2 separate regions of the Homo sapiens genome follow, and region 1 is linked to region 2. Evidence: read pairs that join two places in POLR2A ChIA-PET (ENCODE). Cell type or tissue: Caco-2. All regions are shown on one strand. Links, peaks and the distances in the headings refer to the core of each region. The heading gives the core; the rest is flanking DNA.

The links. Peaks named below come from ENCODE experiments on the same cell type or tissue, not always from the same donor. Only the 100,000 strongest peaks of a DNase experiment are listed, where the experiment ranks them.
Region 1: POLR2A ChIA-PET joins it to region 2 with 5 read pairs; 2 of 35 experiments call an interaction of 5 or more read pairs at or near these places.

Annotation. Positions count from the first base shown.
Region 1 is chr4:54,713,174-54,716,774 of GRCh38, forward strand. The region is part of intron 7 of KIT (KIT proto-oncogene, receptor tyrosine kinase); the gene reads left to right. Among named protein-coding and RNA genes, the nearest start is that of KIT, 57 kb to the left of the region's middle. In Caco-2, for the core only: no CTCF peak of the experiment used is centred there; no DNase peak of the experiment used is centred there.
Region 2 is chr4:54,606,159-54,609,759 of GRCh38, forward strand. LINC02260 (long intergenic non-protein coding RNA 2260) reads right to left here and starts at 973. Exons shown (of 2, transcript NR_134657.1): 1 at 725-973. In Caco-2, for the core only: no CTCF peak of the experiment used is centred there; a DNase peak (open chromatin) is centred at 1,563.

The DNA of each region.
Region 1 (3,601 bases), core at 513-3,012, 110 kb after region 2:
CTTTTATGGTGATTTCTGAGATTTTGGTGCACCTGTCACCCAAGCAGTGTACACTATACCCGTGTATAGTCTTTATCCCTCACCCCCCTCCCACCCTTCTTCCTAGGTCCCCAAAGTTCATTCTGTCATTCTCATGATTTTGCATCCTCATTGCTTAGCTCGTGAGGTAGGATTTTTTTCATGTTAAATTTTAAAATCAAAAGCTAAAATAATTCTACAATTTTAAACTTAGAATAGTTGTGGCCTTTTTGACATCATTTTAGCTGAGCCAGTTACATATGTAGGTGTACTGTATGGTTTATTTTGTAAATAAGCTGAGCCTCAAGGACAAAAGGGATTGTGTTCTGCAAAAATCAGAATTGATAAAAATCAGAATAATGAATGCATAGTGTTTGTTAGTGCAGAAATTCAGCCTACTTTTACTCTGTGACACTAATGCGTAATTGCTTAATAGATTCATCTGCAAGAAATGCTATTGAAAATCCTTGATTTGGCATGGTTAAATATTTGGCGGTTGAAAAATCTATTTGTTTTGAAAATTCCACATGTAAATTTCAGTATAGTGAATGTGGGGAAGGGGCATGTTTTAATTGCTTATATGGTAGACTTTTAAAAAATATTGTGCTCTGACAATTTGTGTTAAGAAAACACGTATATAACATGTTAAGCTTGAAAATGTTCTAATACTGTTTCTAACCTCTCTAATCAAGCCATGATTTACATGGGCCTATTAAACTGACTCAGTGACATTTAAGGTGGTTTATAATGGCCAAGAGCCATTATAACATGGTTGCCATCTTTGAGTAGAACTTCTAGTGGAAACTGATAGGAATTTTCATTAAAAAACAAAGCAAAACCAAAAATTAGTGATTATATCTGCATTGAATTTGCATTACTCTAATTAACTTTTGGAATTGCTTATCCAAGATGTGTATGGACATCAAATTCTTAGATCTGAAATGTTTGATATCCTTCAGCGAAAATGGTGATTTGTTTTTCTTGGAAATGAAAATCAGGAAAAAAGTAGAGTTTTGAAACCTTACCTCAAAGTGCTTTCTTAATAGACATTAACCTTTCCAAAACTCTTGGAAATATTAGAAAAAAATGACATTGCCAAGATGCTATGGGTAGCTTATGCTACTTATTTAGGAACTGATGGCCTCTTTGGTTATATTAAATGTCACACAATGAGGTTTTTTTTTGCCAGATCCAGGACAAATAAAAGGCCAAATATGCACTTTAATCCTAATATATCCATTTGGCTTTTTTCCCCACTCCATCTAGTATTTCTTGAATAAATAACAAACTTTATAGTGGACTTAAAGGATAATCAGTAAAGTAAATATTTTGTAGGTTTATTTTGGCTTCAATTTTAAATACCCATGTGAATCCTGAAATAATTTACATAATTGTAGAAATAAATTATGGTTGATATGATAAACCAGTTGTTTTTCAAACCTTTGGAATAATTTTAAGAAGATCCTGTAACCTTAAAGTGGATAGTTCAAAACATGATCTGGTAGCATTTCCAGGGCGGTATTATGCATTTAAAATATGTGGCAAACGGTATTTACGGATCATAAATAGATCCCGCTCCCATTTTGAAAGCTTATCCTTTAATGACGAGCTTCAGCCAGTGCGGTGGGAGTACTGTGATCCTCACGTGGTGGTGACGGGGAGGCAGACATTGAGAACTGAAGGGCTCCCTTTGATCATTAGCCTTACATAGGATGCCTTTAATGTTGAGCTAGATTGGAAGCCCAAGTGACTGCTGAAGTGCACCAAATTAACTCAGAAGTCACCAATTTCACTCCATTTATGGAAGGGTATTAACAGGGGGTTGAGAAACAATTTAAGGAAATGTTAAATAATGTATTATTTCCAAATCACTGCATCATATAATTAACATCCTACCTGTTGTTAGCAATTATTTATAGGTCATACAGTATACCAAAATCAGCCAAAGCAATAAATCACCCAGAATAAGGCTTCTCGATGAGAAAGATCCCCTTTGACCAAGTATGCAAAGTCTGGGCTACCTTTTAGTATTTTTGGTTCACAGTTAAATCCAGTTATGGATGGTGGAACCAATTCTAGGGAGAAGCTCCTGCAGATAAAGCACATAGCCATCTAGCTTTTGGCCAGCCAACCAGAAATGATCCCAGGTAGACTATCAGTGCATTTGTGTTGCTGTTAAAAAAAAAAAAAAAAAATGCCCGGGGCTGGGTGATTTATAAAGAAAAGAGATTTATTTGGCTCACATTTCTGCAGGCTGTAAGAAACACCTGCTTCTGGTGAGGGCTTCAGGAAGCTTCCACTCATGGTGGAAGCGGAAGGGGAACAGGCATCACATGGCAAGAGAGGAGGAAAGAGAGAGAGGAGAAGAAGGGTGCCAGGTTGTTTTTAAAAATCGGATCTCGAGGGAGCTAATAGTGTGAGGAGTCACTCATTACCTCTAGTACAGCACCAGGCTAATCATGAAAGATCTGTCCCCATGACCCAGACACCTCCCATCAGGCCCCACCTCCAGTATTCAGGATCAGTTTTTAAACATGAGATTTGAAGGGGACAAATATTCAAACTGTATCATAGACCCGTGAAAGCCAGCCATATAGATGGCTTCACCTGTTTGCCAGCTCTCTGGGTCACCCACCTGGCTGGAATCTCCAACTACCTTTATCCAGAGTAAAATAATAACGGCAGTCTTGCCTGCAAGGACTGCTCAGATTTGGTCCTTAAGGCCACTGTGCCCTTCAGGAAGATCCTCACAAAACAGAGCAAAGTTACTAGAACTTCAACTTTTTTGGAAGATGGCAATGTCTTCCCACCACTTAACCTATTAGCTTTTTCTTTCCATTTTTTAAAAAAATAGTAGGACCTTTCAAACACATGCGCGTCCAAACCATACTTGTGTTAGAGGCCACAAATTTGAAGACTTGCTGTTAATTTTTGCTTGAAAGTCTTTGCTTTTCAGTGTTTTCCCCATTAGGTGGATACTATTAGCGTGACTTCCTCTTATAGTAAATAATTGTAAATTTTAAACGTTAAATAAAGTGCCGAATAGAACTCCTTTCTGATTTATTTACTTGCTTTTGAGAGTTTGCTCTAAGGCTGCAACAGTAACTGGAACATAGCTTCGTTTGTGTGAACATTTGTATGCTGCATGTTTTTAAATTAAAACAATTTTTTCTCATTACAAAAGCATTATGTGAAGGGTAGAACAATTAGAAAATGTAAATAAGCAAAAATAAAAATCAAGTTTTATTTTTACTTTTTATGTTTATTTACTTTTTATAGGTTACCATTACTAATATTCTTTATTATACATTCCTCCAGACCATTAATTTTTTTTTAAATAAAAATGAAGTCATATTGCTTTATAACCTGGATTTTTGGTGCTGCACAACAAAAGCATTGTGAATATCTTTCTATAACATCATTTTGGCATCTCAGTGTATGGATCTTTTATAATTTCTCTAGCCCATGCCTGATGCAATTTTGAGACATCCAGGAGCGAGGCGGGACTCTGAAATGATGTGACTGAATTTTAAAAGAAACCTGTCAGATGATTATTTAAAGTTTATAATTATCGTGTTTAATG
Region 2 (3,601 bases), core at 523-3,022:
TCTGGGAGGCAGAAGTTGCAGTGAGCCAAGATCGTGCCACTGCACTCCAGCCTGGGCAACAGAGCAAGACTCCACCTCAAAAAAAAAAAAACTTAATAGCAAATTAGTTATGTGAAATGGTTTCTAATGCCTTTACAGGTTTTCTGCTTGCTGCTGAAGTTAGAGTTTAGTTTTAGTTTTAGTTGTGCTCAGCTGGTTCACCCCAGCTGCTTTGTAACAGATTTGTCAATCCAACTCAACTGAATTTCAATTTTGTGAGTGATCACATTTCAGACACTAATCCCTTCTCAAGTGCTTGAAATACAGGCAAAATATTTATTTGAACTAGCTGATTAACAAATCTGTGAATTAAGTGATACACAAAAGGCAATGAACTGGAATGAAAAGTATTGGAAGAGAGAAACCTGCTCTACCATTTCTAAATCTTTGTCTTCCAAAATGCATGCATTTGAAATAACAATGAAACTTTCACTCCCCAAAGTCATTGACCCAAAATATAGAAAAATCTGGAATATATTGAAATTTGGTCGCAGAAAAACAGCTAGAATAAACTAGAACTAAGTTCAAATGAAAACTAAACCAAAGTAAATCTTCAAATTTATCAATTAATATTGCATGAAAATCTTTAATATCTGCTAAAAATAATTCCATCCGAAACAAATTAATATAAACATTATGAACAGTTAAAAAGAAATAGGTAAATTGACAAACAAGGAGAACTTACTTGAAAATCCGGCTGATCATTTGGAGAATTCATCCTTAGTAAATTGACCTGGAGTGTAAAGGACTAATCATTTCCTCTTCCCTCCTCAAGCTTGCCTTTGACATTCATCAGAACTGTGGGCACTTGGATCAAAACGCTGGAGGGTGAGATTGGAGGAGGGGCAGTGAGATTGACCTCAAATATGTTCATCTTCAAAGACAGCCCCATCTACCATGTGGCAGAATTTCAATACATGCATCCCCATCTCCCTGAACCTGATTACAGGAAACCAAGCAGAAAAAATTAACCTTGGGCTGAATCCAGTCCACTTGCAGCTGCAGCCCAAGTGGCCTTTTTAAAGCACACATTTGATCATGCCACTCCCCAGCTTAAACCATTTCAAGGACTCAGGATCAAGTACCAACAGCAGCTCGAGGCTTACAAGACCCTTCAAAATAAACCTGCTTCTTTGACCTCAGCTGAAGCCTCCTCCTCCTCCCCAGCCTCCAAAGCCTCCTGGGCTTTTCTTTTCCATGCTGTTTCCTCTGTCTAAAATACTCGCTTCCTGTATCTCCTATCCCCAAATATCTGTTAGCTAACCCTTTTTCAAAAATGACTCCCATTAGATACAACTTCCTCTAGGAAGCCTAAAATTAAGAAAACTGCTACCAGTACTGCAGTATTAGGAGACAGTTACCTGTGGTTCTCTCACATTTGTGCACATCTCACAGAGGTACTCTCTTCTCTTTGTTCCAGATTAGCTTTGCAAGAATGTTTGGATAGCAAACAGCCTTAGAAGACAGAGATAGGGTCTCTCTCTGGAGCAAAGGGCAAGTTGGCTTTCAGTCTTACAAGATAGAAACAATGTCTCCCTCTCTCCAGATCAAAGGGCAGGTATGCTTACTGCCCATTATAAAAGATAGGTTCCCTTGGATGGAGCTGGAGGCCATTATCCTTAGCAAACTAATGCAGGAACAGAAAACCAAAAGCTGCATGTTCTCACCTGTAAGTGGGAGCTAAGTGATGAGAACTCATGGACACAAAGAGAAGAACAACAGACACTGGGGCCTACTTGACAGTTGAGGGTAGGAGGAGGGAGAGGATCAGAAAAAAAATAACTATTGAGTGCTAGGCTTAGTACCCAGGTGACAAAATAATCTGTACAACGAACTCCTGTGACGCCAGTTTACCTATATAACCAACCTGCACGTGTATGCCTAAACCTAAAATAAAAGTTTAAAAATAATAAATAAATAAACGATGGGTTCCCTAAGCTCAGGGTTTTTCTCCTGTAAGGCAGTTCTCTATGTGTAAGTACAAAGATCTGGAGCTTTTCATATTGCCTGGATGGAATTTGGAGGCAAGGAGACCTGACACAGATAGGCTGTTCATGCCACTTGCTGTGTAATGAGCAATAAAGTGCTTTGTCTCTGACCCAGGAATCTCATGACTTCTGCCAGCATCCATGCAACTACAATAGACTAACATCAGTTTGAAAGTAGAAGACAAACTCAGACCCTTCTCAGTTCTTGACACTAATATAGTAATATTAATTTTCTGATTTTGATGGTTGTGCTGTGGTTTACTGGGATTAGGTCCTTGTTTGTGGGAAATAAACACTAAAGTGTTTAGGATTGGTGGGGTATCATGTGGACAAATTTCTCTTAAGGACCAAAAAAGGCATTGTATTGTACTTGCAACTTTTCTGTATATTTGAGATTGTTTTACTTTTTTTAAAAGATTGATCAGTGGGCTCAGGTGATATTAGCCTGATCCATCCACTACACAGTTTCCTGTTAACTTTTTATTTTGTGGTTTTGGCAATTGTTGACAATGATTGCCCAAATCTGTTTTTCATTAGAGATTCCAAAATGTTGATTTTCTAATTCAATTACTTATTTCAATTTTATTAACTGTAATACTTCTATAAAAAAGAATTTCTTCTTGTCAACTATCTGGTTACCCTGAAATAAAATTTATACAGGAAAAGCAGGAAAAAAAGAAATTGATTCTGTCCCTTTATTTTCAAAGTAATGATTTGTTGCCCTAGGGAGTTACCAAAGACATTTGTTTTTGATTGCTTCGGATGAGCTTATAATTTTTATATAGTTAAAGTTTTCAATCCATGGCAGTCATTATTCCTTTTGATGCTCAAATGTCTCATTTCAGGCCAATGTAAGCCCCTTCAAGATGAATCCAGTGCTCTTTTGTCATGACTTTATCAATCTTTGATTGCTTCCTTGCTTTGGGCACAATTAGATAGCTTAGTTTCATCTTGTACATTTCTGCCCCCAGATCTGAAATCAGTCATTTCTTTAGTGATCTTTGACTCTTTTTAAAGGGAGGTTGGTATTTACAGGCTGCAATCTAAGAGCTAGAGTTGTTCCTTGCTACAGAGTCATCATTAATTTCAGGCTTTTCAGTGGGCAAAGGTAGGACATTTGCATCAAATCCTGAGTTCATGCTGGCATTTACAAGATTTACATAATTTCTTTAATTTTATCCTTTTTCCTATATATGGAAACCTTGGTTCCTAACCACCTTAATTATATATTTATCTTATACTTTACTGTACTTATACTATAGGTATACTATAATGGTCTTACAATACAATACAGCAATAAAACACTGAACGTAGTTAAATATTTCTTTGTGGTTTTTATTTGTCCCTAGAATATGTCTTACTCAGGATGTACAGCCAAAATGTAGGTTTTATAATCACCTGTTGGGGTGGCCAACTGTAAACCTGGATAGTTCCAGGCAAACCAGGAGGGTTGATCACCCTCCTTGAAGTAATTCTCTACTCTTTGATTTAGCCACCAATTTGACATAGAGTCAGGTTCATTTGTTTCAGGTTGTTTTTGATGTTTAGGAATTTTTAACGTAAAAAATATCTAA